Regions from separate parts of the Mus musculus genome. Here region 1 is linked to region 2. The links are chromatin loops, found by intact Hi-C in ENCODE. Cell type or tissue: left cerebral cortex. All regions are shown on one strand. Each heading gives the region's core, and the rest is flanking DNA. Links, peaks and the distances in the headings are about the cores only.

Region 1 (16,516 bases), core at 2,955-10,954, 120 kb after region 2:
CCCTTCGGGGCTGAGATGGGCTGAGTTATGACCTATGAAATTCTTGTTGAGGCTCTAAGCAATGTACCACCGGATGTTATTGTATAGGGCTAGGGTGTATAAAAAGGGACAGAGGAGAATTGGGGAGGGAGGGGCTGATTTCTGTTCATCTAAATTCGAACCTCCTCCTCTTTCCAGTCTTCTGGGCTGCTGGCCTCTCTACTCCTGGGTGCTGGCTAGCTCCCTCTTGCTTTCCAGCCAATGCCCCTGCTCTAGGCTTGCCCTGCTCCTTCTTTTGAGGTGTCCAGTGCTATACACCCTGAATCCTACTCTGCTCTACTCTCCCCAGAGCATGGCTCCCTCTCTTTTCTGCCCTTACCCACACACCCTAGGTCGTCTCCTCTCCTTTAGAATTTCCACTGTTGTTCCTAAGACAAACGGTGTTATTTGCGTGCCTGCCCCTCATCTTAACCAAAGTCTATTTCCTGTTCCCTCACTGTTCCTAATCTCCCTAAGTGGTTACCCAACACGACAGCCACTCAGTGGTCCCCTCTGTCCTTCCTTCTGGCTGCCCTTTTTTCTCTCAAATGTGCATCTCAGGCTGACCCAGACTCTTGCTGGATAGGGACAAGAAGACCCATACCATCCTGTGCTCTGAGTGGAGCCATGCTTTCTGTGCCTTGTCTGCCTCCTGCCAGATGAAGCTGGGGCGGGGGGGGGGGGGCGGGTAGAGGACCCTTTGTCATACTCCTGCAGGGTGTTGGGCCAGTGTCCTTTACTTGTTATTCACAAGCATAGCCTGAAGCAGCAGGTGTTCCAGGAGGAGCTGAGTGTCTTCTTCAACAAAAATAAGCAGGCCTGGCTGGAGACACAGCTGAGTGGTAAAATATTTGCTATGAAAATGGAAGACCAGAGTTCCAGTTCCCAGAAGCACTGTGAAACTGAGATCCTGTACCTAGGTCTGTAATCCCAACAGACCTACAAGTAGCCCGAAGGTAGAGACAGAAGGAGTCCCAAGAAGCTGGGCACACATGCAGAAAACAAGAGATACTTCCTCAGGCAAGGCTGAAGACAAGAACTGTCAACCAAATTGTCCTCTAACCTCCACACATGTACTATAGCATACACAAGTCCGAGTTCACATATATGAATAGGTATACACACAGGCACAGACACACACACACACACACAGAGAGATACAGACACAGTCAGACAGACACACACATACACAAACACACAGATACACAGATATAGATAGACACACAGGCAGACACACAGACACACAGATACCCACAAGATATACAGATACAGACAGACAGACACACAGATACATAGATACAGACAAACACAGACACACATAAATATACAGACATGGACACACACACAGATATACCGACACAGATAGACACACACACACACAAATACACAGATACAAAGATTTAGACAGACTCATAGGTACACAGACACACAGACACAAATACACATACATATATACAGACACAGTCATATAAACAGATATACAGATACACACAGACAGACACACAGATACACAGACACAGACAAAGAGACACACATACACACACAAATACACATACAGATATATAGACATAATCAGACACACAGACACACAGACACAGATACACACATATACACATATACACAAATATACAGGCAGACACACACACATACATACAGATATACAGATATAGACACAGACAGACAGACAGACACACACACACACACACACACACACACACACACACACACTAAAATAACCAAGTTCCTGACCTCTCAGACTAACATTAACTACAACTGCACCAGTGTGTAAGTCTCTGAATGAATGATTTATGTGGCTTTGGAGAGCTCGCTGCACCAGTCTTTGAGGCCAAACAACACCCATTTGTGGGTTGGTAATCGATGTACTTCAGCAATATATAGGGGCAAACTTGGTTGCTAGTTAGCTCTCCCGAGGGTGTTAGAAAATTGTAATCTAGACGCAATCAATAGACATTTATTGAGTGTCTATTCCAGGCCTGTGAGATGGTGGGCTTTGTTGGGGAAGAAAGAGGGAGATGAACTGGGGAAGCCGACTGTAGGGGTGACTTCTTTCCTCACAGTGTTCCACTTAGCCAGGAAAATAGCAACAGAAACATCCCTGGCAACACCAAGAAAGTGAGAAAGGGGAAGGCAATCCCTTGGCGTCTGAGCCCAGGAGGCCAGTGCAAGCAGAGGGGCCCATGCCCCTTCCCTGTGAGCTAAGGCCACACTAGGAACTGTGCACACATTTTAGCTACATTTGCCCTTTTGACTAGAATTTTTTTTTGAGACAGGGTTTCTCTGTGTATCCCTGGGTGTCCTGGAACTCACTCTGTAGACCAGGCTGTCCTCGAACTCAGAAAGCCACCTGCCTCTGCCTCCCAAGTGCTGGGAATAAAGGCATGCGCCACCACTGCCCGGCAGAATTTTTAAGTAAAATAAATGTCTAGGCTTAGTGGGCAAAGTTTTTGTCTCACAAACACTGGCAACTCAGACTGAGTCCGAGCACCCATATAAAAACTGGGCCTGGTGGTGACTCTAAGGCTGGTGGGTAAAGACAGGGTGGTTTCTAGAGCCCTGTCAGGGAGCTCCAGGGTCTGAGGGAACCCTGACTTAAAAAATAAGGTAGAGAGTTATACATTATATCCACATTCAGGAAGCAGAGGGAGATGGATGCTGGGGCTCAGCTCACATTCTACTTCGTATTCATGTCGGAGCCTAAGCCTAGGGAATGGTGCCACCCACAATTAGGGCGCATCTTCCTAGCTTAATAACCTAATCTAGATAATTCCTTATAGGCTCAGAGGCTACTCTAATTGAGACAGCCCTTCACAGCTATGCCCTGAGATTTGTCTCCTAGGTGACTCTAGGCTCTTCAAGTTGACAGTGAGCCATCACACCTCTGCATACCTCCTTTCTGGTCCACATCACTACTATTCGTATTCTCACCCATCTAGGGGAAGCAGCCTCCCTTCCCTTACAATCTCAAGCCACTACAGCTCCTATCTGGGACACAGAAGCTCTTGGGAGTCTGTGCTTTCAAATATCACAGAAGCCCCTGGCCTGTGCTGCTTCTTCCCTATCTGGGAACAACCAAGAGGCTGAAGATGCTTGGGTTGCTCCATTAAACATGGGAGAAAATATCTCCCAGGCTCCAGCGTACCACAGCCAGGGATGGTATTCCCAAGACAGGAGGGCAACAGACTCAACTCTCCCATCACACACGTTTCCGACTCACACCGGCGGCTGTCTCCGAATGGTTCCCATCTGCTTTAGCCTGTGGAGGTGAGGGGAGGTGAGCTGCCTGGCCCTGGGCCCATTCATCTCCCTCCCGTTCCCAGGCTGAATACTCATGGGCAATCAGTCCTTGCCCCCTTCTGCCTTTGAGTCTCTGCTCTGCTAACAATCGGATTCTGCATTTTCTGGTGATACAGAGATTGTGTGTACAGAAATGTGGACTTAGATATCATACCCTGTCATGGCAATATCATGTTCACTATGTATTGATCATCTTCCTTTTTATAGTTCTCTCTCTCTCTCTCTCTCTCTCTCTCTCTGTGTGTGTGTGTGTGTGTGTGTGTGTGTGTGTGTGTGTGTTCATATATAGTTATTAAACTGGGGAGTCACAACCTGTATTCCAACTCAAGTCCAGTCACCTGTCCATAGTAGAGAGCAGGAGAAGGAGACTTTTTCAATGTGACCACACTGGCAAGAGGGACACAGAGATCAGTAAATCCCCCCTGTCTGTCCTCAGGGTCCTGAAATGTAAACAGAGGACTAAGGTTGTGCACATCTGTGTGTCCCTAGCATGGTCCTTTCCACTGCTAACCCATCACTCCCTGGGTTTCCAGCTTATCTTCAGGTGTGAAATCTCTTCCTAGGAGACAAGTTCTCTCACTGGCTGGTGAATTTTCCTTCTCTGAGCATGGGATTCCTGGAGAAATTTACATTTCTTTAGGGTCCATTGTTCTAATAGTCTGGTTATCAGATTGAGAGATACAAGTATCTCTTCAAAATATCTTCATTTTTGTGAGGCTGGTTACTCTGTGGAAACGCAGGTGCGTGCATCACGTGTGTGGAGGTCAGAGGACAAGCCTGGGTATGGGCTTTGCCCTCCAACTTGTTTAAAGGTGGTATCTCCTGTGGTTCATCTTCTTGAGTGCCAGGCTAGCTGGTCCAAGCTTCTGAGATTCTCCTGTCTCCTCCTCCCACTTGCCACGGGATTACAGACGTGGACTACTGCATCCAACTTTTTGTGGGTTCTGGGCATTTAAACTCAGATCCTCACAGCTGTTTGGCAAGTGCTTTATCTACAGAGCCCTCTCTCCTGCCCTAATGGTTCATCCTCAATTCAGATGCAAGATGAAGGCAAGGTAAGAAGATGCTAGGGCACTGAGAGAGGAATCGATTCTCAAAGAGGCAGCTTCAAATGTCCAAATACCAGACTTTCTGCAAGCAACCCTCAAACTGCTTAAACTAAAGCAAATCACCAGGGGCTGGCAAGATGGCTTAAGGGGTAAAAATGCTTGCTATGCAAGCACAAGGGCCTAAGTTCATATCCACAGTACATAAAAGCCAAGTGTGGTGGTACATGTCTGTACATGTGGTACATGGGAGGTATGTGGAGATAAAGGGATCTTGGGAGTTTGATGGCCAGCACCCTGTCTAAGACAGTGATCTATATCCATGCACAGAGTGTGACTGTCTCAAAATATAAGGTAGGAGGTTGGGGAGATGGCAAAGCAGGGAAAGCTCTTGATACACGTGAAGGCCTGGGGCAAAATCCTCAGTCCCCACATAAAAAGTCAGGGTGGCCTCATATGGAGACCTCTGTGTTATGGAGGGCAGACACGAGAAGGCTGGCTGCCAGTGTGGTTCCAGGTTCAGTGAGAGATCCTGTCTAAACAGAGATAAAAAGAAAGAGGTGAAAAATGACATGCAGGACACCTGGCATCCTTCTCTGGTGTCTGTGTTTGCATGTGGGCATGCATACATGTACCGCATGTTCACATATACCAGAGAGAGAGAGAGAGAGAGAGAGAGAGAGAGAGAGAGAGAGAGAGAGAGAGAGATGATGATGACAGACAGACAGACAGACAGACAGACAGACAGACAGCAAAGAGAACCACAGGCCAGGCAGCAATTCCAGGACATGGACACAGACAGATCAAAAGCTCAAGGTCATCCTCGACTACATAGTGAATTTGACACCAGTCAAAAATAGTGCCACCCTTATGATACCTGTGGCAGACATCACCAATCAATCAACATCTTTTGCATCAGTGGGCAAGAATAAACCTCAGAGACCTTCTCAACACGGCCCTTCAGAAAACCCCCATCCAGGTTGTTGTGCAACACAGGAAGAACAGTATCTAGCTTCAGGGTAGATTGGATGTCTTAGAGGTTTCTCCATGTTTGACCGCACAGCCCCAAAGCTCTTGCACTTGACGGCTGTGTAGCCTTGCATGGTGTGGCTACGTCGTGATTTATTTAACCAAGTCCTTCTTGGAAGCATTCGGACCATGTCCAGCTTCTCTTCAATGGCTGTGGCTCCAGATTAATGTTGTCTTCTCCTTACCCTCTGTATAGATGTGCAGGTGTTTCTGCAAACTGGCATCGGCAGGCTCATGATTCACAACGTGCACGTTTGTGTTTTTTGTAGACACTGTCCGGTCACAATGCTGCCTGACAGACATGGCTCCAGCTGAGGTTGAGATTCCCCACTGCCCAGCCTTCCAAGCACAGCATGTTATCTGTCTTTATACCTTCCTAGTTCTATTCCTCACAGGGAACTGAAGAAAAAGTGAGAGAGTGAGTGGGGACTGACAGTCCCCCTTCAAAGGCACTTCTTTAATGAACTTAAAGTCTGCCATCTGGGCCCATCTCCCTGAAGGTCTCACTCTCCTAATCACACCACCTTGTGGACCACATCTATAGAGTATGAGCATTTGAGAGACTACAGGTCCAAAAGTGGTGCCAACCCAAGGACAGGATATGGCACTGTTACTGCAAATTTCATTCTCCATTTCCCTGCGTAGGCTGAGCGTATTTTCATGCTCTTAGCCAATCACATCTAACCTATAAACGTGTCTCTTCGTGTGAATTAGAACAATGTGGGAAGAAAAATAAGGAAAACAATGGCACAAATTCCAACAATAAAGAATTTCTCGTGTGCATTGGTTTGGTGTCTACGTGGTGTGGCTTTGTGTGTATGCAGAGATAAAGTGGGTGAATGTTCGTGCGCGCACATGAACGTTTGTGTGTGTGTGTGTGTGTGTGTGTGTGTGTGTGTGTGTGTGTGTGTGCTTGTGAAGGTCAGAGGACAACACCAGGTTCTGGGATTGCTTATTCCTTGTATCCTCTGAAGTCTAGTCAGCTTTCCCTTCAGGCCAAAGTTTTCCTTTTAGTGTCCTCAATAGGGCTGGGTTGCTCTCTTCTACATCTGCAATTACCCACAGAAAACGTCCATTACCTTCCCATCATGGAAGCAAAAGGGCCTTGTGAGGCTCTCCTCCTTCCCAAGGATTGACTGACAGTTAACAATCAACATGATTCATCCTCTGACCCCAATGATAAATAAACAGTTCGTTGCTGAGAGAAGCAGAGAGGTGGCGTTTTCCTGAGTGGTGTAGCTGCCCACACATCATCTAAGCTCTTACAAGGAAACCCCCATGAAACTCATTACTTGACCAAGCCAGAGCTGGATACAATTGTTTGTTTGCACATTAGCCCCTCACTGTCCCTTACCCAACTGCACAGCTGAGGTGACCAAGGAGAGCACCGTCAGACGGAGTTCCACCAGCATCCTCAGGTTGTTCTATCATTGCCTCCATGAATCTGGACAGAGGGCCTCCCCTCTGGCAATTCAGGATAAGGTAATCGAACTGCTGGTTCTAGCTTATTATCTCTAGTTACTTGGGCATGATCAGGGGAACAGAAGGTCAGAGGGCAGTCTGGACTAAATGGTTACTCTAAAGCTATTCTGGGTAGCTTAGTGAGACTCTATCTCAGGAGGGTGGGGAGATGAAAAGAAAGCTGGGAACGTAGCTCCGTGGTAGAGCACCTGCCTAGAATCCTCCAGTGAGAGGCTGGGGGCATGGCTCAGTAGTAGAGCCCCTGCCTAGAATCCTCCAGTGAGAGGCTGGGGGCGTGGCTCAGTGGTAGAGCCCCTGCCTAGAATCCCCCAGTGAGGGGCTGGGGGCGTGGCTCAGTGGTAGAGCCCCTGCCTAGAATCCCCCAGTGATGTACTCAGCCCTGTACTCATCAGCCATGCCCATGGACTTACTGAAGAATTCTAAGCACACACTCTTCTGCTGAGATACATGTTCAACCCTGATTTTACTTTCTATTTTGAGACACCATCTCACTAAATTGCCTAGGTTGACTTTCAACTCCCTGTATAGCCCAGGCAGGCCTTGAATTTCCATCCTCCTGCCTCTGCTTCCTGAGTGTTGGGATGTCCCTCTGTATGTTTCCCTCTGTCTATAAAATGTCATTCTTAAATTAAGACTCAGAAGTCACCCCTCACAGGACCCAGGTGCTCTCCACCACAGCGACAGGAGAAGGTTTACCCCCACCTAGTCTTACCTTAGCTCTTACCCACTATTTTCTGATTGCCTTTCCCTGAGCTGGGGCTGCTTTGCAGAATGTTCAGTGCTGTAAAATGAAGCTAAGAGCAGCATACCTGGGCATCCACAGAGCCTGCTGGGGAAAATACAGAGTGCAGACACTATTTATACAGCGAGGGAGTGTTTTGGCAAGAAACTTACAACTGACGTTTAGAATTAATTTAGCGCCTTGTCTGCTCCTAGGACATATGCCATGTGTCTAGAATTCTGACACTGTCAACACCATCTGTGCCTGCTGGATGTGGTAGAGAAGGACTGAGGAGGCCCTGGTACAAGGACAGGCAGTTCCGGGTGGCGGCAACAATCACACCTCCTTCGGTGTGTGAACGCCACCAATGTGTATAGAATCCCAGACCTCCAATCAGCAGGCAGATGGTGCGTGTCTTGGTTTGTGAAAAGCACCAAGCACAGACAGTAAATGGTGCAGTGCAATCTGGGATCAGACGGAATGTGACCTGCACTGTCTGTTATCCGGACTTTGTGGGATGTGGGAGTGGGAGTCTGGAGGTGGGGGTGGGACAAGTGTGAGCTGTTTGCTTCCTCCAGGGCAGGCTGGGGATTAAAACGGAGTCATTGTTAGGGACATAAGGTCTAGTCCCAGAAACTGGAACCACCTGTGGAATAAATGACCCCTCTGACAGTGTTTGCCTCAGACGACGTAGGCTGTTGTTGTTGGTCACAGGTGATGACAGAGCTTTGCTGTCACTCTTAAATACAGACTCCAATGCTGGGTGCTCAGAAACAAATCCTTAAATCAGGTGACAGCCATGGGCTATGCTCACTAACACTGTTCAGAGAAGGAAGCAGCCTTCTCTGATTCCTTGTCCCATGGAGCAAACATACTAAAAAAAAAACATAGATGGCTTTTCTGTGATGTCACACCCAGATTCACTACGCATCTACAAATCTCTCCTCCCCCTTCTGTATCCTTCCTCCCCCCCTCCTCCCCCTGTTCTTTTCCTTCCTCTTTCCTCTGTATATGAGTGTGGGGTGGGGCAGTGGGGATAGAACTCAAGGTGTTGCACATAATAGGCAAGCAAAAATGATACTTCTAATTCATGCTCTCAGGGGCTTCTAGGCAGATGCTCTACCACTGAGCCACACCCCCAGCCCCTCATTGGGGGATTCTAGGCAGGGGCTTTACCACTGAGCCACACCCCCAGCCCCTTACTGGGGGATTCTAGGCAGGGGCTTTAACACTGAGCCACCCCAGCTCCACACTAGGGGATTCTAGGCAGGTGCTCTACCACTGAGCTACGGCCCCAGCCCCTTACTGGGGAATTCTAGGCAGATGTCAAACCACTTGAGCCAAACATTCTAGTCCTCCTTTTGCTTTTTATCTTCAGACAGTCTCACTATGTTGCCTGGGATGGTCTTGAAACTGGAATTCTCCTGCTGCAGTCTCCAGAGCAGCTGGATAATGGACATGAGGGTTCCCAAGACTAGCACCCTAGAAAATTTTCTGAGCATTGCTGGTGACTTTAACTACAAAAAATTGAAAAAAAAAAAAAAGCAGAGGATATCCCACAGGAGAGGAGCCAAATGACCAGCTTATCAGCCATGAAGAAAGGAGCTACCCTAGGTGAGGGCTATAAGCTAGATTTGCATGTTAACTTATTTTATAGTGTGTGTATGTACATGTGTATGCACATGTGTGTGTGTATGTGCCCTTTAGTTCATGTGTTGGTCAGAGGGTAGCTTTCAGCTGTCTCCTTCCCTATTGATGCCAGGAATTGAGTTCTGGTGTTAGCCTCGATGTCAGGCACCTTTAACCTTCGAGCCATCTTGCTAGCTCCTAGATTTGCAGAATTAATGTACAGCTGAGAGTTGTACATTAATGTATTGTGAGGTGACCTCTGAAATGAAAACCATAGGTGATGGGGAATGAGAGAGCCAAGGTGGGGTTCCAGGGAGCCAAGAAGGTGAAGACATTCAGAGGGGTGAGGAAGACAGGAGAGACAGAGGTTCAGACAGGGCCATGAGATAGGCCACCATGTGGGGACAGGGACCATGGATTCAGTGTGTGGGAACTTGGGGTTTGATTTGATGTGCAGCGAGGAGCAGTTGGGGAACCCCAAGCCCCCATAGGTGCTCCATGAGGAGTCAGAACACAGGTAAAGCCACATTAAAAATTAGGCCAGGCCTAGTGATCCTAGCACTTGGGAAGCTGAAGCAGGAGGATCAAGAACTCAAGGCAGCCTAGGCTATGTAACAAGTCCCAGGGATGCGGATGGCGTGTGTGAGGCACTGGGTGTAAAAGTGCTATATGAAAAAAAAAATGTCCACAGTGCTGCAGAAATGGCAAGCACATCCTGAGATTCTGAGATGGGAAGATGGTGTCTAAAAGTCATAGTAAACTGGGGGAATACAGCATAATGGTAGAGTTCTTACCCCAGTGTGCTTAAGCCCGTGGGTCTGAATCCAAGCACTGTAAATTAATAAGAACAATAATAACATTAAAAAAAAATCCACTTCCATGAGTCCGTGCATTAGTCTGCTTTCCAGCTCCACTGAGGGCTGGGTAGAGGAAGTGATATGATACTGGCTTGCCAAGAGCTGGGCAAGGAACCACATCTTGGTAGCAGCGTCTCCTGTCCATCAGGAAGCCCCTCTTTGGTTAAGCATCTTTGAAACTGTGGTGAGGTTGTACCAGGTACATCAGAAGCTGAGGCACCAGTGCTTCTATCCACGCACTGAGGCGGGTTAACACCCTCAAGACACCTGATACTCATATTATGTCACTTGTGTTGTGGCTTCTACACACACACACACACACACACACACACTTTTGTGGAGATCACGGGCAGAAATGTCATAAATTGACAACCCTGAAAGGGTCGCTTCTATCCTTGAAATAAGCCATCTGCTTCAAAACCATTTGCGAAAGCTTCTCTGGACTCGACACTGCAGAACCTCCCAGGCATTGCCCATCTTGGGTAGCCCACTCCAACCCTGTTCTTTGAAGTCTTGCTTTCTTTAGCTTTTGCTAAATAAACCAACATTCAAACTACCTATGTCTCTTGCTTTAGTTTGCCTGTCTGTTGCAATTAACACCATGACCAAGAGCAACTTAGGGATCAAAGGGTTTATTTGGCTTATACACCCTGATTGTAATCCATCATTATACACCTGATTGTAATCCTGATTGTAATCCTTGACCCAATGGTCAAGGCAGGATCTCAGGGAGGAACAGAAGCAGGAACCGGGGCAAAGCTACTGGCTGGCTTGTTTCCCTGGTTTGTCAGCTTGCATCCTTACACCACTCAGGACTACCTGCCTGGGATAGTGATACCCATAGTGGACTGTGCCCTTCCACATTAGTAAAACACACAACATACACAGCCGCAAAGCCAGTCTGATGATGGTAATCCCTCAATACAGGCTGTCTCTTCCCATGTGACTCTAGGTTGTTTCCAACTGACGAGACTAACCAGCGCATTTCTTGACTAAACTCTTTGCTTCAAGGCAACAATCAAATGATGCCCCTCCACCTCCATAACAAAAACACAAAGACACAGTGAGAAACCTGGGGGCTGGGGGTGGCACTCACTCTAACATCAAGAGCCCAGGACCCCTTGACAAACCAAACTACCTTGCCTAATTTCCCCCTTCCACCCAATGAGGACAGTCATAACAGAACTCCCCGTCTCCATGATAGTGAGATGAGATGGCAGAGACACAAGCATTACCAATAAATATGCGCCTAGTTTCTCTACTTCTCAGCCCGTGTCTCTCATTCAAGCCTGGGTAAGGTGTGGCATATGTGCTTGCCTCCAGAAGCAAGCATCTGCCCACTCAACATAAATGCCTGCTGCTCTTCATTGCTGGTGTCAGGGCGCCCCACAGCACCCAACATGAGGTAGTTTCAGAAGCCCATGCAAAGCCTGTGTGTTGACCCACTGAAGAGAGAAAGCTGGCTTCTGTCCTCACCACAGAATGCCCCCTCCTGAACCAGCATAAAAGCCCCCACTCCCTGCAGCTAGCAATTTGCAAGAAATTGCTTTTTCCTTTTTCATTTAATAATCATCAAATCCATCCTCCAGTCAAACAAACTGAAAATCAGCTCACGAGCCGAGAATAACCTTGCCACCCGTGGAACAAAAGAAAATGTTTAATTGGGCTTGCATGGGGTAAAACTTTCAAACAGCACAAGGAGGGGGTCATACATACAGCGAGAGGAAGTTGCCACCCTCTCCTGACCTCTGACCTCCTCCTCAGATACCCAGAAACTGTTGATAGTACTTGCACATCCTCCAAAGAATGGTGTCTATACATGGCACTGCTGTTATGCAAATGGTGTGTGTGTGTGTGTGTGTGTGTGTGTGTGTGTGTGTGTATGCACTTACACCTGCAAAATCCAACCATTAATATTAGATTTCTCTCTATAACTCTCTACCTTACTTTTTATGGAAGGGTACAATGGGTAGTTTTAATTACCAACTTGACACCATCTGAGATCTGAGAAGAGACTCTCAGGGATTATTTGGATCAAGTAGGTCTGTGGACATGGGGAGGTTGCCTTAACTGCTAGAAGAAGACCCTGCCCCCTGGTGGTGGTGTCATTCCCTTGGTTCGGGTTCTAAACTGTACGAGTACAGAGAGGAGCTGAACACGAGCAAACATACATGCAATTACTTCATTTTCCTCCCCTCTTAACTGCAGATGTAATGTGGGCAGCTGCTTTAAGTTCCAGGTTGATTTTCCCTTAGTGATAGACTTAACCTAGAGCTGTGAGCCAACCCTTTCTCCCCTAAGGTGCTTGTTGTCAGGTCATTTTATCCCATCAACAGGAATGAAATAAGGACTTGGGGTATTGTGGTTTGCAGGTGAACCGTCCCCCACAAGCTCATGTGTTGAACACTTGGACCCCCGCTGGTGATGTTGTTATTTTGGGGATGCTGTGTAACTATTACAAAGTGGAGCTTCACTGGAGGAAAGGGGTCACAAAAAGGAGGGTCTCTCTGCTTCCTTACTACAGTCCCATAAGGACCAGTCACTTACCGCTCCTGCCACCATGGCCCCTGTGGTTTGGATGAGAAAAGTGCCGGTAGGCTCAGGCATGTGAACATGTGGTCCCATGTTGGCAGTGCTATTTGGAAGGTTATGAGCCCTTTAGGAAGTGGAAATATCTCATTGAGGGTGGTCTTCGAGGAAAGAGCCTCTCCCAACTTCCAGTTCTCTTCCTTTACTTCCTGTTTGCAGCTTCCTGCTCCAGCCTCCTGCAGCCACGCCTCCTGCCGCCATGCCTCCTCCCCAGCTTCCTGCTCCAGCCACTCCCCCCACCCCCACCCCTGTCTACTCCCCTGCCATTGTAGTCTCCTTCTGGAATGATAAGCCCAACCAACAACTCCTATAAATTGCTTCCTTGGCCATGGTGTTTTACCACAGAAACAGAAAACAACAAAAAGGATCAATAGCTTCCTCGAACCGTGAGCCCAAAACATGCCCTTCCTTTCTTAAATTGCTTCTTATTGGGTATTTTTATCGAAACAGTGAGAAATTAAACTAACGCCTGGGGCCTCTTACCGACCTTGTGCTTCACTGATTTTTGTCAGTCTGGCTGGCCAGCAAGCACAAAGATCGTCCCTGTCACAAGGGCCCTGGTGCTAGGTTTCGGGGTGTGCACAGCCATACCTGCCTTTTCATATGGGTTCTGGAGATCTGAACTCAGGCCTTCATGTGTGTATTGCAAACACTTTACCAACTGAGACATCTCCCTGAGCCCTTGTTTGGTTTTCCTGAGATTTAGTCTCACTAGGGGGGGTCTCTGTGCCACCCCTTCCCCTTTCACATGGGTACACATGGATGGGTTAGGATACAGGCCTTGCTTCCTCTGTACTTAGGGGAGATGCTCCATTCCAGAAAAGCCCATGAGCACCTGAAATCTGCTTCAGCCCAGCTGTTCCTCCACCAGGAACTTACACCACAGGTAAGTTCACACAGTGTGACTACAGAAACTCAGGAGACAGAAGGCAACCCAAATCAGCACACAGTCAGAACTCGACATTTAACCAAACAGAACTGGCCTCCTCTCTCCCACACTAGCATTTTTTTTCTTCCTTTCCATGGAGCCTGTAAGTGAACAAATACAAAATTGTCAATTTCCCGGGGTGTCAGGCTCAGCCTACACAGTGTCCCTTGCTGTGGTCTGCCAGCAAGATGAATGGCCCCATCCTAGGTGACAGTGACTCCGGGGACATTAGAGGATGGCCCTGATCCTCCCAGCAGCCTCTCCAGCCCCTTTTGCATTTCCTGTCAATGCGGGCAGAAAGTCCCTCTGCAGGCTACTTGCCCCCTTGATGAAGCATGCGTGGGTCCTGAACCTTGACAGCCAGGAGCCACCGAGGGCACTAAGCTGCTGGAACCTTCCAGTTTCCATCCGTATGTCATCTAGACAGATGACAGCTTGTGAACTGAGCAAGTATCAAAGCAGGAAACAGCAGCCCCTTCTTGGGGGTGCTGACAGAGATGCAGAACACCCCTGGGTCCCATTGATGAAACACGTAATGGGCAGGGGATGTCTGTTCTAGAAATCTCCACATCTACTTCATCCAATTATCCCATCCCATCATGAGGCGCCTCAGTGCTTTGCCCCCATTTACATGCTATTTAAAGACCAGCCTTGGTGGGGGAGACAGCGGGTGAGTGGGGGTTGGGGAGGGGCTGGGTAAAATGTCAGTTCAAGCAGAGCAAAGAAAACAGGTTGGTCCCAATTCCTAATTTATGGACTGTGGTCTCCCAGTCAATTTTGCACGGGGAGCAGCAGGAGGCTGAAAAGCAACAACGAAACAGGACGGAAACTGTTCCAAAGGACGCTCGAAAGCAGGATGTCAGTCCGCCAATACATGGCTCCCTCAATGATTAAAAAAAAGAAAAAAAAAATCCCTGATCAGAATTTACTGCTGGGTGTTCATGGTTAATCCTAAACAGCCAACACTATCAGGGCCCAATGGCAGCACGTGATGGATGTTTCAAGTTGAAGAATCTTGTTTGCTAGCCTTAGGTTTCCAATTAGGATTTCAAAAGGGCAACCTGACAAGAGTCTAGAGGTCAGGATGACAAGCAAAAGACCCTTCCCAGGACTCCCACAGAGGATGAAAGAGAGGAGCATAGAACATAGATCCAGCCTTCTCAGAGTGGCCCAGTCTGGCCTAGGACAACTGTTGCCACTGCTAATGGGAGGGGTAGTATTCAGGGGAGTCTGGAGGTAAAAATTGAACCAGGAAGTAAGAAAACAGGAGACTTGGGGCTTCTTGCCAGTTTAAGGGTCTGAGTTCAAGCCCCAAAACCAATGTAAAGAGCTAAGCACAGGGGCAAATCTTTGCAATCCCAGGGATGGAGAGATGGGAGGTAGAGACAGCTACATCCTTGGAGCTTGCTGGCTAATAGTCTAGCCTACTTGTTGAAATTTAGGGCCGATGAAATAACTAAGACAAAGCCCTACAGAATGACACCCAAAGATGTCCTCTGAAGGCACATATGTGCACATATGCACACATACACAGTACAAATGTGCACATATGCACACATACAGGTACATATGTGCACACATGCACACACACAGGCATACATATGCAGACAGACACACACTGGCATGCATGCATGCATATATGTTGTGTCCGGCCAGCGAATCACATGTCTGGGTTCTAGCCTGGAAAGGCATTTTTGAAACCTGGAAGAGAAGAGGGGCTAGGTGGCGCGAGATAAAGACGGAACTAAGACAGTCATCCTGATCAAAGCTCAATTTTACTATTCCAACACTCCGTTATGAAGGAGGGGGAGGGGCCCGATTCCTGCCAAATAATCTTGGAGTAAGGTTGCAGGTGAACACGTGATGGCTTCAGAACAGCAAAGCGGCAGGTTCCAGCAGTGGGTGTGGCAGAACGATTGAGTGGCAAGCTCCACCCCTGAGCAAGCAGGTTTCAGGCTGAGGGGGTCGGGGAGGTTACACATATATATAGACACATACAAGCACAGATATACATGCATACACTCACAGAGGCACACATATACATACATACCTGCACACACAGGCACAGGTGTGCACACAGAGACACACATATGTATAAATACACAAACACACAGAAAAACACACATGTGCAGTCATGAACACACAGGCACACATGCCCACGCATGTACATGCAGATATCCATGTGCATGCATTCACACATATATACACAGGCATATGTGTGCATGCATGAAAATATACACAGATATACATATACATGTACACAGAGATACAAAACAAAAGGTAGCTTTTCATATGGAAAGTGCAAAGTTTGGGGTTTTGACTATTTAAAGCACTGGAAGGGATGGGAAGGTAGCTCAGTGGATAAGAGCTTACTTTGTACACATGAGAACTGGAGTTTTGATCTCTAGCACCCACAGCAAAAGCCAGGCATGGCTGTGTGAGCCAGAAACCCATCACTGAAAGACAGATACCGGCAGACCTGGAGAGCAGACGGCTGGCCAGTCTGGCTGAAATGGTGATCTGAGGTTCAGTGAGAAGCTACACTGGGCTATAATGTGGAGAGCGAGAGATAAAGAACCTGACATCCTGATCTGGCCTTTCTTTACTTGCATGTGTGTGTATTCATACATGCAGTTGGTGTATGTGTCTAGGGTTATGTGTGTGTGTGTGTGTGTGTGTGTGTGTGTGTGCGCGCGCGTGTGCATGCAAGCACCAGAGAACCACATCTGCTCTTCTTTCTCAAAATACCGCCTACTTTGGTTGTTGGGATAATGTCTTTCACTAGCTGAGAATTCACTAAGTAGGCTATGTGGCTGGCCAGTGAGGCCCAGGCATCCTCCTGTCTCTGCTGTCCTGGAGCTTGGATTGCAAATAGGCACCACCGTTCATTGCTTGGTGCTGG
Region 2 (16,516 bases), core at 4,498-12,497:
TCCAAGGAATGCAATGCCCTCTTCTGTCCTCCAAGGGCATAAACACACATGTCATTCACACACACACACACACACACACACACACACACACACACACATATATATATATACACACACACATATATATATACTACTTTTTTAAAGCACTGTAGAAACCATAGTCTTAACAAATGTTCAACAAGCTAATTTCCACAGATCAGCCAATTCATGAATTTACTTGACTGACAAGTCAGTTGTCAAAAACTTGAATTATTTAATTGATAGCTATTAACTTCTCCAGACACAGTATCTCAATAGAGTGGCAGCTAATCATGTTAAAAGTGAAATTTTATTCTAGAGCTAATTTTAAGTAAATCTTTAAATTACTGATGGTCACTGTCCAGTAAATCTAAACATCCTCATGGCCATCATTATTCCATCTCTGTTTCAATTCCTCACTGCATTAATTGCCACCAGATTCAGATTCGTCATGCTCTTTCTTCTTCCAGCCATTTAGATAAATAAATGTCTCCTATTTCAAGAATATTTATTCCTCCAAACTTCAGGCTTACACTGATAAATTATAGCACTAATTTGTTTTACAGAACCTAAAATTTTGAGCATGAACCATTTTCAAGCTGTAGTAAATCCATCACGTGTTAGACAGCAGCACCTAAGGAGAAATATTACACTGCACCAGTTGTCTTCAAATATATATATATATATATATATATATATATATATATATATATATATATATATATATCCCCTGACAATAGTAAAATGAAAGGGAGCGGTTCCTACAAGCTAAGACATATGGAGTTACAGAACCCCAGACAGCAGGCACACTCAGAGATTCTGCAGACAGGGTGAAAGGATATCAACACAGAAGAGAAGACAATCAGAGCAAAACAATTCCAAACATCTACTCACTCACTGGTCTAGGTTCCACCACCACCACCACCACCTTTTCACAGGTGAGAAAATAGACTCAGGAGAGGCTAACAGACTTGTTTGAGCTGCAAGATGGCTTCAGAGTAAGATAAAAGCCAGGGCTCCAGACACTTAGCCCAACACTCTTCCCACCTGCCTCAGTCAGTTTCTAGGAGAAATTATTCTCATTCCCAGAATGCTCACAGGAGTTGGGGCCAAGCTGATGCCATCATCTCTGGCTTTAGAACTGCTTGTCAGGGGGCCAAACCTTGCACCTACTACAATAACAAAGGTATAAACCTACAGCAATGTTTCCTGAGTTGTTTTGTTTGTGGCTATTGCTGCTGTTTGTTTCTAGATAGTGGGAAGAGAAAACAATGTTAATGTAATGATGCTGTAAAACTAATCATTTCTCCAGAAGGTCTCAGGTGTGACACCTGTAAGCAGCAGGAAGTTATCTACCAAAGAGGGACAGACGTCTGCATTTCAGGGATCCACTGAGAAACATATCACCAATGATTTATATGTGCTACCATGGTTGGCAAGAGGTGCCAAAACACCTCTAGCTGAGAAAATACATTCTCACCCCAGTATTAAGATTACAAATATTTACACACTCTTTAATTATTAAAAGAGATGCAAAACTTGGGGGTAATGCCTAATGTCTTGTAGAAATGCTGACATCAAATTAACTACATTAAAGGAAACCATATGAACTTGGAATGCCCATATGTGTTGCTGCTTACTAGGAGTATTTAACCAAGTAATAACATGTATATTAAATTTATTTTTAAATAATCCCTTGCTGACCTATAGTACACACCTTTTGAACTGTTTTTGTAACCACCCTCAGCTTCATTCAACTGCCAAGCATGGGACTCATGGGGTCCTCGCGCTCAATACTGCTTTGTTCTTAGAAAATCCTAACTCAGAGCCTACACAAATCTCCTCCTTACCCTGTGACCATCTCACAGTCTAATTTTAGTGAGTGGATCTCACTAACCTGACCTCTGAGGACCCAAAACAAGGTCAGAAAGAGGCAGAAAGGCACCACACAACCTAAAACCCCAATCCCATGTGACAACAAAGACACAGGGACTCTTAGAATGGAAACATAAAATGTAATTAACTGCAAAGCTTGTATCATTTAGACACCAGCCTCATTCACACCTTGCACTTTGTCTGAGGCAAGTGTTTAGGATACAGGACTTCCAAGCTGGGTGCGGTCCCTGCAGGGGGCTGAACTTAACTGTTTGTTGTTAGAGAACAAACATGCTACAGCAAAGCACTAACCAAAAGATCTATGTTGTACATTCTCTACATCTATAAATTCGATGTACTTTAAAGTAGAAAAGAGAATTTTTCCAAATGTCCTCCAAGAAAGGGCTTATTTACTCCTGATGGTCCACTTTGGGGTGGCGACACACTGCCCACTCAACTGGAGTTCAAGTTATAGTGTAAAAAGAAAAATGGATGGGGTGAGGGAAAACCAAAGTGACAACATCTACTTTATTAGGGGACAGGGTTTGGGTGCACAGAAGGTGGTATGCACATTCTCTTCTCCATTCTCCAAATTATCTGAAGTGTCTTCTATGATCATGGCTGTGATGTAAGACTGAAAGTCACAGACAGGTCAGTCCATACAATAGAGTTTCACTCACCATCTTTCTGCACTATGGATCAGACCACTTGCTGCATTTTTATTTTTTTCCTTCCAAGAGCCCAGGCTACAGGGAGACCCAAGCTATGTTCACAGATGCTGGACGAGGCTTTTCTCTCAGGCTTCACCAGTACACATCCTGGAGCCTTGAGCAAATCAGTAAAAACAAAAAAACTAAGTGCTCGCTTCTCTCAAGAGTTGCTAGGACCAGACCTGTGAGATGGCTCAGTGGACAAGGGTGCTTGCCACAAACCCGATGACCTGAGGTCAATACCTGGGACCATCATGGTGAAAGGAAAGAACCAATCCTCACAAGTTGTCCTCTGACATCCATATTAGTGGACAAACACACTCACACACAAATGTTTAAGGGGGTTGAGTGAAGAACAAACATCCTTGGTGCTTGGTTCATAAACAAACATTAAAGGAGAGCTACAGGTGGTTACATGCAGACTGCAGAGAAGGGGGTTTACCCGATCAAGTAACTAGTAGCCCTCTGTTAAATGTGCAGCGGTCTATGAAATGTCTGAGCACTGATTAAGTTAAACCTCTAGTAAAGCAAGATGGTCTGGAACCCAAGTTCCGGTTCAAATTCAAACTTCACAATTGAGGGACCAGGTCAGAGGGTAAGAAGAGGAGGGAAACACAAAGCACATCTGGACTAATGGAAAACAATAGGAGCTCAAAGGGAGACTAGACGCACAGTGACCTCAATTAACACCGTTTTGTTATTTCTCCATCTAACAAGGGGCAGAAAGGATAATTAGCAGACCTTACCCACAGCTGGGAAATGGCATGGGGAAAGTAGCTCAGATCATAGGAAAAAAAGGGTAAGAGTGCCAGCGAATTAAGTAAGATTATGGGATTATCAACACAAGGATGGGGAAAAGTAGAATATGGGAATCTCACATGCAGAATCCTTTTTTTGCAGTGCCATCTGAGGTCTGAAGAGGGCATCAGATCTCCTGGAACTGGAGTTAAACATGGTTGTGAAGTGCCATGTGTGTGCTCTTAACCCTTGAGCCATGTCTCCAGCACATGACACTTTTTTAAATGTATTCTAAGACCTGGTGGGTCTGATGTGAAGCCTACGCAACTGTATTCTTTAATTGCACTAGTGATAACCTGGGTATGATGTCACAGGTACTGCGGAATCCCAGAACTAAGGTATGGAAGCCAAAGGATCAGAAGTTCAACGTCATCCTTGGCTACACAGTGAATTTATTTGTGAAGCCTGGGTCACTGGAAATCCTGTCACATAAATAAATGTCACTAATGATTCTAATACAATCCTAGGAGTAGCTCAAGTCAGGAGCGGAACAGTTTCATTATTATCAAGGAACACAATACAAACTAAAAGGGCTGACTAGAAAATGAGCTCAGGACCTATGAGCAAACACAGGTTCCATCTCCATAGAAGCCACTTAGATCTGAAGGCTTGGGGACACAATTAAAGGATGAATGGAGTCACATGGATCAGTAGTTCCCAAACCTGACTAGTCATCAGAATCAACTGGGAAGTCTCTAAACCCTACTGCTTAGGACAAACTTCAAGCCCAGTAGTACGATCCTGCCTCAAATCTCCCAGGGGATCTATCTAGTGTGCAGTCAAGTTTGTGAAACACAGGGTTGGGGAAGTTTCCAGAAAGTCAGCTGATAACTGGACAAAAGCAATGTAGCCAGAGATTGTTAAATGACAGTGGACTTGAGAGTCCCCTGAAAAGCACTTGGTGGCTCACAAGAAATGAGCTGGTCCTGCATTCTCTCAAATGTCCCACCTAATGCTAATGTTTGAGAAGAACAGATCCAAGAGACTGGAGTTAACATTTTATTTTAAGATGGGGTCTCTCACAGAGATCAGAGCTTAGAAATTCTGCTAACCTGATTGGTCAGTGGATCTGTCTGCTTCTGTCTACTCTTCCCATAAAGCTAGCACAGGACACCCCTGTCCCTATGATGTATCCCTTACCTCAGAAGCCCCCTTTCTGAACCATTCATATGTGGTGCACAGCATAAAGAAAGCATGCATTGCCACCTGCCTTCCAGAAGTAACAACTTGGCTCTTTAGGAATTCAGACAAGTCCTGAACAATTAAACACACACCAATAAGCAGAGTATATAATGGGAAATTCCATTTTCATGCACAGGGAAGAAACTGCAGTATATACCAAAGTTGTACTTGCAAGATCCAAACCTGGTACTTCACATTAGCCATACATATATAACTTTTAGTAATTATGTTGCCCTCGTTGTCTGCTATAAATCATGACAAATCCAACCCATAAGAAGTATCCTAAGAGGAAAAGCCTACAGGGGAATTAGGAACAGCATCAAATAGATGCACAGTATCAATATGGCATTATGACAGTTCCAACTTAGTGGTAACTGTTCCATGCAAAATGTTACATTTTATCTGATAAGATTCTAGAGAATGCATTCCTGTGCATATGACCAACTCATCATCCCATCAGAAACCTCAACAGCAGCACCGGAATTTTCATTTTCAAGATACATGAGGTTTTGTCAAATGGTGACATCTCCTCTGTAATATGAATTTTCAATACGATATAAAAGATGATGGATATATTACACATTTCACACAGCACAAAGAACAGAAACCTGTCGATGAATTTAAAATTTGTGACAACCTACTTGAAATTTTACACTGAAAGATCTGCATACTCTCTTGCACCATATAAATGTAAAATGGGTACCTGTGATTTTATTAGCAAGAAGGAATAAAAGAGTTCCTCCCCTTGAAAAGTAAGGCTGTTGCATGTATAAAAATTAATGATTTCCACTAACATTGCAACTGTGAAAGGACAATGCTTTCAACAGCCTGCAAGGTACAGCTGGTAAACTCTGATACACTTTGAAACAAGGGCTCTAAGTGGTCTTTCCCACAGCTCAAAGTGGTTTGCCAATCTTCTCTTGTATAGGTGATTGTCAAGTGAATGTCACTTTTATTTTTAGGGACAAGAAACTGAACTCCATCTCTGAAGGTCATCCTAAGTGATCCCGATTTCTTCACTTGAACCTGGCTTCTCTGACAACCTACAGATTCCATTTTACACAACCAGTAAACACCTTTTCTCCCCGGTAACATCCTTGGGTAAAAAGCAGCACCCAAAATAAAGTGGAATGAGTACGTTAGGTGTGGAGGGGTTAAAGTAACCAGAAACAGTGATTTGTTTCCATATAGTGAACATGAAAGGGGGCATTTATCAAAACCTACTGGGAAAAGGGCTGCCACTCAGATAACATTAGATAAGCTTGAATATGAATATTAAGTTATGAGGTACTTGTTAAGCTATCTCATTGGAATTTCCAAGACAGACTTGTAAGTACTACACTTAAATCATTGGATTTTTTTTAAACCACACATAACTCATCGGCACATATAACACAAAACACAACTATTCATAATTTAAGTGTAATTTTCCTGTTTCCTGCAATCTCCAAATGCCCACTGCCTTACTGTGGTAAGATTCCAGGATACGAGCAATGAACTTGGAAGCTAATTTTTCTAAACTACCAAATGCAATCCAGGTTCACTAATCTGTTTTAAAGACTCCATCAAAAGTCATGTTAACAGGATTATGCCTGGTTTTTATGTTTTTAGACCAGCAACCTCCCTGGGCTGACTAGCACATGCGTGCTTCGGGTTTAAGCAGGGAAAATCTAGATTTAGGAGGGAAAGCTCTTTCGGGAGAGATTCCGTCTCCATTTGTAAAAGGTCACCCTGAATCGGAGGATCCTCTTTCCTTCTTTTAGAGAACACCTCCGTGTTCCAAACAGAAGCGAAAGGAGGGAAAAAACAAAGCCCGGAGGCAAAGCTGCGGGCTCTCAAAGTTTTGCTCCACCGAGTACAAGGCACCCACTTGGGGTGAAGCATCAGTACTGGGCGCAGGGGGCAGCCCCGGGGAGAGGGAGGGAAAGGGCTGCTGGTGGTGACTGGCACTTGATATTTGAAGTCCGCCGCGGATGTCACTCATCGTTAACAAGACTCTGCGGTGCAGACTCAGATAGGAATCAGCTCATGTTTAATCAGTGCAATAGGACGCGCTGGGCGTTCTTTGAAGCCACAGTGGCTTACGGCTCAACTTTAAAGGTTTTTCCAGTGCTCCGATAAAATTTTAAAAAAGAAGAAAGAAAAAAAAAAGCAAGAAAAGAAAAGAAAAATGCAACACACAACACACAAGGCGCTTTCTCCAGCTTCTCAGCTACTCGGTATCTGCGCGCTCCGATTGCAACGCGGATTAGAAACACACCGCATTAACCCCTTAACTGCCTCCAGACCTAGCGACCCGCAGTCCTGGCCAGGTGATTCAGAGAGTAGGGAGCCCTAAATGCTCGCCAAGTTCCAAGCACTGCGCCGAGGAGCACCCACAACCCCGAGGTGACTCCATGCCACAACCACAAAGTCTACCTCAGGGAATCCACCCCAGGTGGCGCGCACCCCAAGAGTCCACCCCAAAGATGCTCATTCAATACAGCACTCATCTATAGAATCCATCCAAAGTGTGAGCACCCAGGGATCCGCTCAGGGTTGTCTACTCCAATACTATCTATCCATCCCCAATGTACACCCCAAAGATATCTATCCCTAGCCCACTCAAAGCTGAATATACCCCCACAGGAGTGTCAACCTTAAAATCCACCATGTGTATTCATATAATCTAGGAAATGATCACTCAGTCTATCCCAGGAGTGTGAATTCTAAAATTTCATGCTCCCAAGGCCTAGCCCAGATGTGTCCATCTCTAAAGTCCACCCCAGGGATGTTCAATCCTAATACAGTCTATCCCAGGTGATGCCCACTCCAAGACTCCAGTGTGCACCTCCACAGCCCAGCCAAGGGGTATGCATCCATAGTTCACCCCAGAGGTGTCACCCCAAGACTGTGTAACTCTCTATAGCTCAGCCCTGAGGTATCTACCTGCAAAGTCACCTCAGTGATGTCCACCCCTAATATAGTTCACCCCAAAGGTGTCACCCCAAGACTTTGCAGCCCTGAAACTCAGTCCAAAGGTATCCACTCATAACATAGCCCATCCCAGATGGTGCCCACAAAGTATACCACAGGGTGTCACCCCTCAAGCTCAGCTCATAGGTGTCCACTTGCAAAGTCACCTCAGAGATGTCCAGTCATAATGCATACCAAGTGGTGCCCACAAAATTCACCCAAAGGTGTCACCCAAGATTGTGTACCCCTAAACCTCAGCCCAGAAGTATATTACTTGCAAAGTCACCTCAGGGGTTTCCACTCATATAGTACATCCCAAAGGTGTGACCCTAAGACTACACAGCCCTGAAACTCAGCCCAGATATACCCACTCACAACATAGTCTATCCCAGGTAGCACCCACAAAGTACACTGCGGGTTGTCACCCCAAGATTGTGCACCCCTGAAGCCCAGCCCATAGGTGTCCACTTGCAAAGTCACCTCAGAGATGTCCACTCATAATACAGACCAGGTGGAGCCCACAAAGTCCACCCCTGGGGTGTCACCTCTGGCGGCGCGCGCTTCAGGAGTCCACCCCGGGACTGCGCACCCCTAAAGCCCACCCCGGGAGGCACCCACAAAGTCCACCTCGGGGGTGTCTCGGCGGTCAGGCCCGCACCTACCTTGCGCCAGCGCCCGCAGCAAGTGCAGCTGGAGCAACAGCAGCGCCCACCACCCGCGGCCCGGCCTCAACTTTGCCGCCCGCCGGCCCGCGCCCGGCCCGGGGGTCCTGGGCGCTGCGCGCAGCCCTGGGCACTCGGGGTCGCAGTGGTGACCGGTCCGGCTCCTCCGCGGCCGCCCGGGCCCCGCTCGCTCAGGGGGCGCCGCGACTCCGCCGCCCGCCACCGAGGGCCGGGCGCGGGCCATGCCGCGGAGCCGCCACCCCCGGGCGCCGCGGGACGGGCAGGGCGGGCGGGAGCGCGCAGACCCGCTGAGGCAGCGGCGAGCGCCGAGGGGCGGCGTCCGGGCTCCGATGAGCAGCGAGCCGGGTCGAGGAGAAGTTGTCAGCGAGCGAGGAAATGCCCAGCACGTCGCCCCCGCTCCTCGCAGCCGCACAGCGCCGGCCCCGCAGCGCTCTGTGAGGGGAGCTGAGCAGAACGCCTCTGCCGCCGCCTCTGCCGCCGCCGCCCCCGCCCGGCGCTGAGGAGAAAGTGCGCCCGCCCGCGCGCCGGCTCTCGCCTCGGCCGCCGCGACCGCCGCGCCCCATTCACAGCCCGGCCGCACGCGCCGCCCGCGCCCGCCACCCGCATCTGATTGGCCGAGCCCGGCGGCTCTCGCGCCTGGGACCCGCCCCCACGGCGCTCGCTTGTTTTCAAACTCGCCGCGCCCGCCCGCTTGCAATTTCGTGCCCGGGCCCAGAGCGACTTCCCGCGCCCGCTGCGCCCCCTAGGGACCCGCGGCGGGGATTGCAGCCGGCGCGCCGTCTCGGCACGCGCTTCCCCGGCGGGCTTGTCTGCGGGGCGTGCTCAGGCGGGGCGGTGCCTGCTCCCTTGCCGGGAGACCCCAGGGGCTGAGCTGCACGTCCCGCGGGTGGGACGACACCAGGTGTGGCGGCCCCCTGGCACCGCAGTCCCTACTGAGCCCGAGGGACTAGGGATCGGAGGGCCAGTGGGCACGCCCCTCCATGCGTCCCGGGAGCCTTCCTGCTTCCAGCCAGGGACTCTGATGCTGGGGTGGTTCCGAGCCAAGTTGCTGTCATTGCAAAGGAGAAAGGCGCGCGATCGAGTTTTCAATTCCCAGCAATCAGAAGCACCGTGGGGCGCAAAGACGCAACCTATTCTGAGGAGTGGACATGGCTTTGGAAGAAGTGTCCAAGGTCATGCGTGGCCAGCAGGACCACAGTACAGGGTACTTCCCGCTGTGCGTGGGAGGATTTGGAGGAAGGACCTGCAGCGTCAAGGATCGGACATCCCAGGGCCTGGGGAGTCTGCAGGGGTGGAGAGGTCGGGATGGGCGCGGACCCTCAGCAGCATGTGGTAACCATTAGCTGAGTTTATAGGGTGAACTAAGCACGCTGGAGCCTAGAGGCTGGGACTTTTGTGAGAGGGAAACTGGAGAGAGAGGCGGGTAACAGTCCAGTCTTGCGTTTTTAGGAGTTATCGGAGAGCTTGTGATGGAGTTTGAGTGAGGTCATATATGACTAGAAGGCCAAAGAGACAGCGAGTGTGCCCTGCCAGGGGCTGGCTCCCTAGGAAGTGTGTTGTGTCAGCTTACAAGTACTTGTGATTGATGATTGTCCCTGCTAACAAAAAGCCCCAGGCAAGGGGCTGAGACTCGTGAGTTAGCGCTAATTCCTGTTTGCAGAGTCCCTGTACTGAGCTGCCTCTTGACACATCTGCCTGTGTTAACAGTTAAGGAAAAGTGGGGAAACTGACGCCCAGATAAAATTGGTGGGTTATGAGCTCTATCTGAAGACCCAGTCTCTGCCTTTTGCCCTTTCCTACACATGCTATGAAAAAGCAAAGGAATAAAAACTGCATCTAAAATATTCACTGTTCTCTGGGGCGGGGGAGGGGGGGTGCGGGGGGAGGCAGGGCTTCTAAATGGGCAATGGTTGCTAGGTAAAAGAAGTGTCCCCTCAGCGATGGCACCCCGAGAACAAGTGGATTCTGGCAGGAGTGGAGGAAGGTGGTATTTGTAAATTTCTGTTGCCAACTATGTGGATTTCTACAAGCTTACAGGCTTATGTAAATGCCAAGAGAACGATAAATGAGCAATGTCTGCTGTGCTAGGGGGTGGGGCACGACGCGGGGACACTGGACTCTGGGAGGGTCCAGGCAGCATCACCTCCCCCACCAAACTGCTGTCACTGGTGTTTACAAACGTGAAGTGACCTCTAAGGTCAAGGGTGCAAATCTTGCCCTCTCCTCCTTTAAGCACCCCTGCCTTGCTCAGAGATGGAGGGTGGAGTGGGGGCAGGGGCAGGGCGAGGTTGAGTATGTACCTGCGAAGCAGTTTTATCTGACCTGGTGGGCTAGCGCTGCTCTTCCAAGTTGTGAAATTTGGGCAAACTGCTGATTAAGTTTCTGGAAAAAAAGTTGGGACTAACTCCCATCTCACAAGTCTGTTGCAAGAAAATGACCTAATCCGCACTCAGTAAGAGCTCATCGCTCTCCCTGGCCTTCTCCCTTCCCCTGGTCCCCTGTGGCAGTGCTTGTCAAGAAACACCCTTGCTCCACCAGTTTCCTGTAGCTCAGCTTTCCCTATTACCTATAATATCTATCTTTATACCCTTATGACAAGGGCACCAATGGGACTTAAGCAGCTTCTTGACTTCTGCATACTCCAGAAATGTCCACAGCTTTTTTTTTTCCTGTGATTTAGCTTGCAGTTAGCAGAAAGCTTCATGCAAACTTGCTTGCAAATGAGAAAAGGAAGTCAGGGTATGGTCGGTTTATGGGAGATCAAGATAGAAGGCATTGCTGCTACAGAGAAGGTCTGGGGACCCCTCAGGGAAATGTTCTATTCCAGTATCATCCTGGGAAAGTAAGGCTCTATTACAGCCTCCATCCTATAGTGGAAGAAATGAAGCCAGAAGGGTTTAATACAAGCAAACCAGCTGTGCTGAAGTCAGAGCAAGAATCTGGCTCTCCAGAGTCCTCCTCTAAGTCTTTTCCCTGCCAGCCTGTATGCCTTTTACAGGACCCATTAGTCACTATCTGGAAGTGTGCTTGGATGATAAGTAGTCTTGCCCCCACCCCACCCCAGTAATAACAATACAGAGAGAAGCCAGGTATGGTAGTACAGACCTATAATCCCAACACTTGGGAGATTGAGCAAGAAGATCACAAGAGGCTAGGGAGGTGTCTCAGTGGGGAAGAGAGCATGCGACATAATCATGAGGACATGAGTTTGAATCCCCAACACCAAAGTTACAAGCCAGATGTGACCATAAACAGCTATAACCTCAGTGTTGTGGAGACTAGACACAGGGATGGCTGAGGTGTGCTGGCTACCAGCCTGGTTCCAAGGCTCATCATCCAGACCACACGCTTTGTAAAAATTAAAATAATAATACAAAAGGACTTGTTCCTAGTGCTGGGGAGAGGAACTAGTCAAGCAGACTTGTAACAGTTCTCCCAGAACACCAATTAACCTTTCACCTTAATTTTACCAGGCTCAACAACCCCTCAAGAAATGAACGTGCTTTGTGTGTGTGTGTGTGTGTGTGTGTGTGTGTGTGTGTGTGTGTGTAGGTTCTCCTTTAAAACCCTTTAGCTACATATTCACCAATATACACTGATAACCATAATTCATTTTCCTCTTCAAAAATGAACTGTAAACCAGACCTGGTGATGCAAGCCAGTCATCCCAGCTACTACAAAGGTTGAGGCAGGATGGTGGCATAGTCAAGGCCAGACTTGGAGCGTAATGACCCTGTCTGTGTCAAATTAAAAAGTAAAAAGAAGGCCAGGTTTTACTGCTCCGTGGAAGAACATGCATACAGGTCCTCTGTTCAAACACCAATACTAGAAGAAAGAAAGAAAGAAAGAAAGAAAGAAAGAAAGAAAGAAAGAAAGAAGGAAGGAAGGAAGGAAGGAAGGAAGGAAGGAAGGAAGGAAGGAAGGAAGGAAAGAAAGAAAGAAAGAAAGAAAGAAAGAAAGAAAGAAAGAAAGAAGGAAAGAAAGAAAAAGCTATAGCTACCTCTACTTTCTAATAAAATAGAGTTGTCGTCCCCCCCCCCCCGATTAATTACGTAGAGAAGAACATATACCTCCAAAAGTTAGAATGGTCAGGAAGACTATCCATGTCTTCCCCTTGTTGGGTTTGTTGGGTTTGTTTGTTTGTTTGTTTGTTTGTTTGGATAAGGTGTACTTTTGTTGGGCAGGCTGACTCCTGTGCCAAGATGCAGAACTCGAAATGTATCTCCTGCCTTAGCTTGCTGCTACATTTGGCTAAGTCTTGTTACAATTTAAGGACCGGCTATTGTGGGTAAAGCCCAAGGAGCTTCAACCTCACCTGAGGCCAGATGCAAACCCCTCATCAGCCCTGCCCTTAGACTGCTGGCTTTGAATATGAACTTAAACAAGACTTCCCAGGGATTTCTGTTTCTTTTGTGGGTCACTAATTACATCTTTGTGCCTCCTAGGGTGGTATGGGGTTTGGGTTTTTGTTTGTTTGTTTGTTTGTTTGTTTTTGTTTTTGTTTTTTAATGGTCCTGAGAATGAACTTTGGACCCTGTGCATGTTAGGCAGCCATTCTACCACTGAGCCACACACCCAGCCAGCCTTTGAAAATTAAATAAGATGATGAACAGGGCTGCCTCTTGATCTTTTCCTCTGTATTTCTCTTGTTCCATCTTCTTATAGGGCATGACATGAACAGAATGGTTTTTAAAAATAATAGTGCTAGGGTTTTTTTTTTTAAGAAAATATGCAATTTCCTAAAACACTAATATATGCTGATGTATGTGAATTGAAAGCCCAAAGCATCATCATGGTGGAATTGCATGGGGCTGGATGAAGTATTAATATCTATGTAAATAGGTTTTCCCTAATAATAAAAATAAGTGTGCAGACACTACAGGAAGCTCAGGGGCTGGAGAGATGGCTCAGTGGTTGAGAGCACTGATCTTGCTGAAAACCTGGGTGCAGGCTGCCCACAACTGCCTGTAACTCCAGCTGCAGGGACCCAACCCCCTCAGCTCTCTATGTGCACTACATTCACATGTACAAATGCACACTTATACATATACTTAAAATGAAAATCATTGTTAAAGAAAGAGAAATACAAAGAGAAGATAACAATTCAAGAAACACACAAAACATGAAAGCTTTTTCAAAGCCACATGAAAATGTTCCAAAATAGCCAGGCAGTGGTGGTGCATGCCTTTGAGTCCTGCACTCGGGAGGCAGAGGCAGGAAGAGCTCTGAGTTTGAGGCCAGCTTGGTCTACAGAATTCCAGGCCAGCCAAAGCTACACAGAGAAACCTTATCTCAAAAACAAAACAAAACTCCAAGACTTTGCAATGGGCAAATGTAAGAGCCATTCTAGAAAGAAACATAGACTTTATACTCACATTTTTCTTAAATTATCATATATTATCATATATAGCATATATTAAGTGATTTTATTATGTCAGGTTTCATACATACTTTGTTTTTGATGATCCTCCTCCACTCCCCACCCCCAAACCTGCTCCTGTTAATCGATTGATCTATAGCTAAACTTGTGTGTGTGTGTGTGTGTGTGTGTGTGTGTGTGTGTGTGTGTCCATATATGTGGAGGGCAGAGGTTGATATCTTGTGCCTTTCTCAATTGCTCTCCACACCATATATTGATGCAGAGCTAGCCACTTTGGTTAATCTAACTGACCAGCTCAACCCAAGTCCCTGTCTCTGCCCCCTGAGCATTGACATTACAGGCAAGTCAGGACTCCATTTTCACAAGTACCTAGGATCTGAGCTTCAGTCCTTTCTCTGCTGAGCCATCTCTCCACCCCCACCCCCACCCCCACCCCCACCCCCACCCACTCCCAGCTAAATTTTAAATAAGAATTGCCCTATCATTGCACCTCACCTACACATAAGGCTTTTCATTTCGACATTGCTAATAATAGCCCCAAACGTGCAATATGGTACATTCATATAATAAATCTCAATGACTGTTAAGGAATAGTCGAAAGTGTTAAAGGGATAGAATCCATGGCTCCAATTGGGACAGCTATAATACTCCCTCCTCCCAGGGCTCAGGGAACATTCTGGAAGAAGGGGCAGAGAGAATGAAAGGGTCAATGATTGAGAAAATGAACAACAAAAAGATGTCCTCTGCCCATGGCATAACCATCCCACTCATGAACTCAAAGCAGCCGTAGTTCGGCAAAAGACTCGCACAAGTTTGGGTCTATTAACAGTTCATCAAAGCCTGGCGTGGTGGCACAGCCTTTAATCCCAGCACTCGGGAGGCAGAGGCAGGCAGATTTCTGGGTTCAAGGCCAGCCTGGTCTACAAAGTGAGTTCCAGGACAGCCAGGGCTATACAGAGACACCCCTCCCCACCCCCACCCCCGTCTCGAAAAAAAAAAAAAAAAAAAAAAACAAGCAAACAGAACAGTTCATCAAGAATCGGAGAGGGGGGCTGGAGAGATGGCTCAGCGGTTACTAGCACTGACTGCTCTTCCAGAGGTCCTGAGTTCAATTCCCAGCAACCACATGGTGGCTCACAACCATCTGTAATGGGATCCGATGCCCTCTTCTGGTGTGTCTGAAGACAGCTACAGTGTACTCATATAAATAAAATAAATCTTTTTAAAAAAAGAAAGAAAGAATCGGGGAGGTGCCCATAAGGCCCCGCCCCTCCCGGAAGGATTGTTGTGGGAGGAGTGTCACGTCCTTCAGTCGTGTGGGCACTGGTAAATTGTCCATGCTCTGCTGAATAACTTCCCAACCACACTGGAGCAAGCAAAGCTAATAAATTCAGTGAGCCACACACAAAAACAAGTCATGAAAGTAGGAAGGGAACCAACCGGTTGGGAAGGTTTCCAGCGGAGGGAGGAGGTGAGGACGGGGATGAGTGAAAATGGCCAGAATTTGTTATATGAGTGTATGAATGAAATGCTCAAACAATAAAAAGTAAAGCAGTAACAGTTAAAAAAAACAATTTTTAAAAAAAAAGTACAGTGAAGAGTGCCAATAAAGAAACATCCACTCTAGATGGTTTGGTTTAAAAACAAACCAAAAAAAAAAAAAAAAAAAAACTAGAGCAAATAAGTGTAGAATAATCCCAATTGTTTTTACTTTTTTCTGAATAAATAAATAAATAAATAAATGCCAACTCTCAATAGGTTTCCTCCAGGACACGTGAAATTATGTTTTTCTATACTTTTAATGTTTTTCAGATGTGAATACACGTCTTCAGAATGAATTGATAAAGCCTGTTTGTAAAAGGGACATGATGAGGAACCCAATAAGCCATTTCTTACCTATATTAAGAAATATCCCTAATGGGTTCTCAGGGGTTCTTCTGAGAAAAATAATCCCCAGTCCTATTAGAAGGCAAGTTATGACCCGAATGTGTCTTCACCTCCACATTGTCCCTCTTGCACGTGAAAACCAAAGCCCTAGTCACATCCTGAGGGTTCCTCCCACCTGGCCCCTGTGGTCCTCTCTTGATGAGCAGGCTTCCCTCTGTGGCTCTCTCTCTCAGATGCCTGCCAATTGCTAATCCCAGCTCAGCCTCACCTTTGTTCGGTTGCCTGGCAACCTATTAATGAGCAAGGAGCAGCTCCAGGTGCTGCCTTTGAGTCCCAATGGGGTGTGTGCTCTGGTTCCCTTAGAGCCCACCCAGCTTGCTTCCAATAGTTTCAAAAGCTAAAGCCTCGTGAAAGTTTCCTATGAGCAATGCCATGGAAGAGAGAGAGAGACCAGAAATGCATGAATCCCCCTTTAAATGCCTATCAGCCTCCTTTAAAGGGATCCCTCAACTCCAAGGCATCCTTACTAGGATGGAGTCTTACTCGTTTGTTTTTGAGACAGGGTTTCTTGAAAGCCAGGTCTTAAACTTCTCGTATAGCTGAAGCTGTCCTTGAACTCCTGATCCTTCTGCCTCTACCTCACAAGTGCTGGAATCACAGGCTTGTACTACTATGCCTCGCCTCGGAAGCATAACTCCTTTAGGGCCAGCTCCTCTCCTCAGTCTTACCAACTCCAAACTACTGAACCATGAACTAGGAGCCAGAGCACATTGCCTGAACTAGGAGCCAGAGCACACTGCCTGTACTTTGACAAGCCCTCCAGACAATCCCACTACACACTTAAGTTTGATCAGTGTGGGTGGAAAGTTAGCCCTCAATTGTCACTCTCAGAAAGTAGATTAATTGATTTATGGTTGATTGACTGATTGACTGATTGATCAATTGATTGATTGATTGATTGATTGATTGACTTGAGACAGTGTCTCATCATGTAGCTCTGGCCATCCCAGAACTGGCTCTGTAGACCA

What was found. Hi-C counts contacts between places; a loop is a spot of excess contacts. Peaks named below come from ENCODE experiments on the same cell type or tissue, not always from the same donor. Only the 100,000 strongest peaks of a DNase experiment are listed, where the experiment ranks them.
Region 1: a loop joins it to region 2, with 6 times the contacts of the local background. A loop is called at or near these places in 2 of 42 quality-filtered maps.

Annotation. Positions count from the first base shown.
Region 1 is chr5:141,107,533-141,124,048 of GRCm38, reverse strand. No RefSeq gene overlaps it. Among named protein-coding and RNA genes, the nearest start is that of Gm30866, 9.1 kb to the left of the region's middle. In left cerebral cortex, for the core only: a CTCF peak has its summit at 7,716; DNase peaks (open chromatin) are centred at 7,877 and 8,359.
Region 2 is chr5:141,233,777-141,250,292 of GRCm38, reverse strand. Sdk1 (sidekick cell adhesion molecule 1) reads right to left here and starts at 8,759. Exons shown (of 45, transcript NM_177879.5): 1 at 8,201-8,759. The coding sequence starts at 8,444. In left cerebral cortex, for the core only: a CTCF peak has its summit at 8,985; DNase peaks (open chromatin) are centred at 6,994, 7,405, 7,947 and 8,842; H3K4me3 peaks cover 3,000 bases.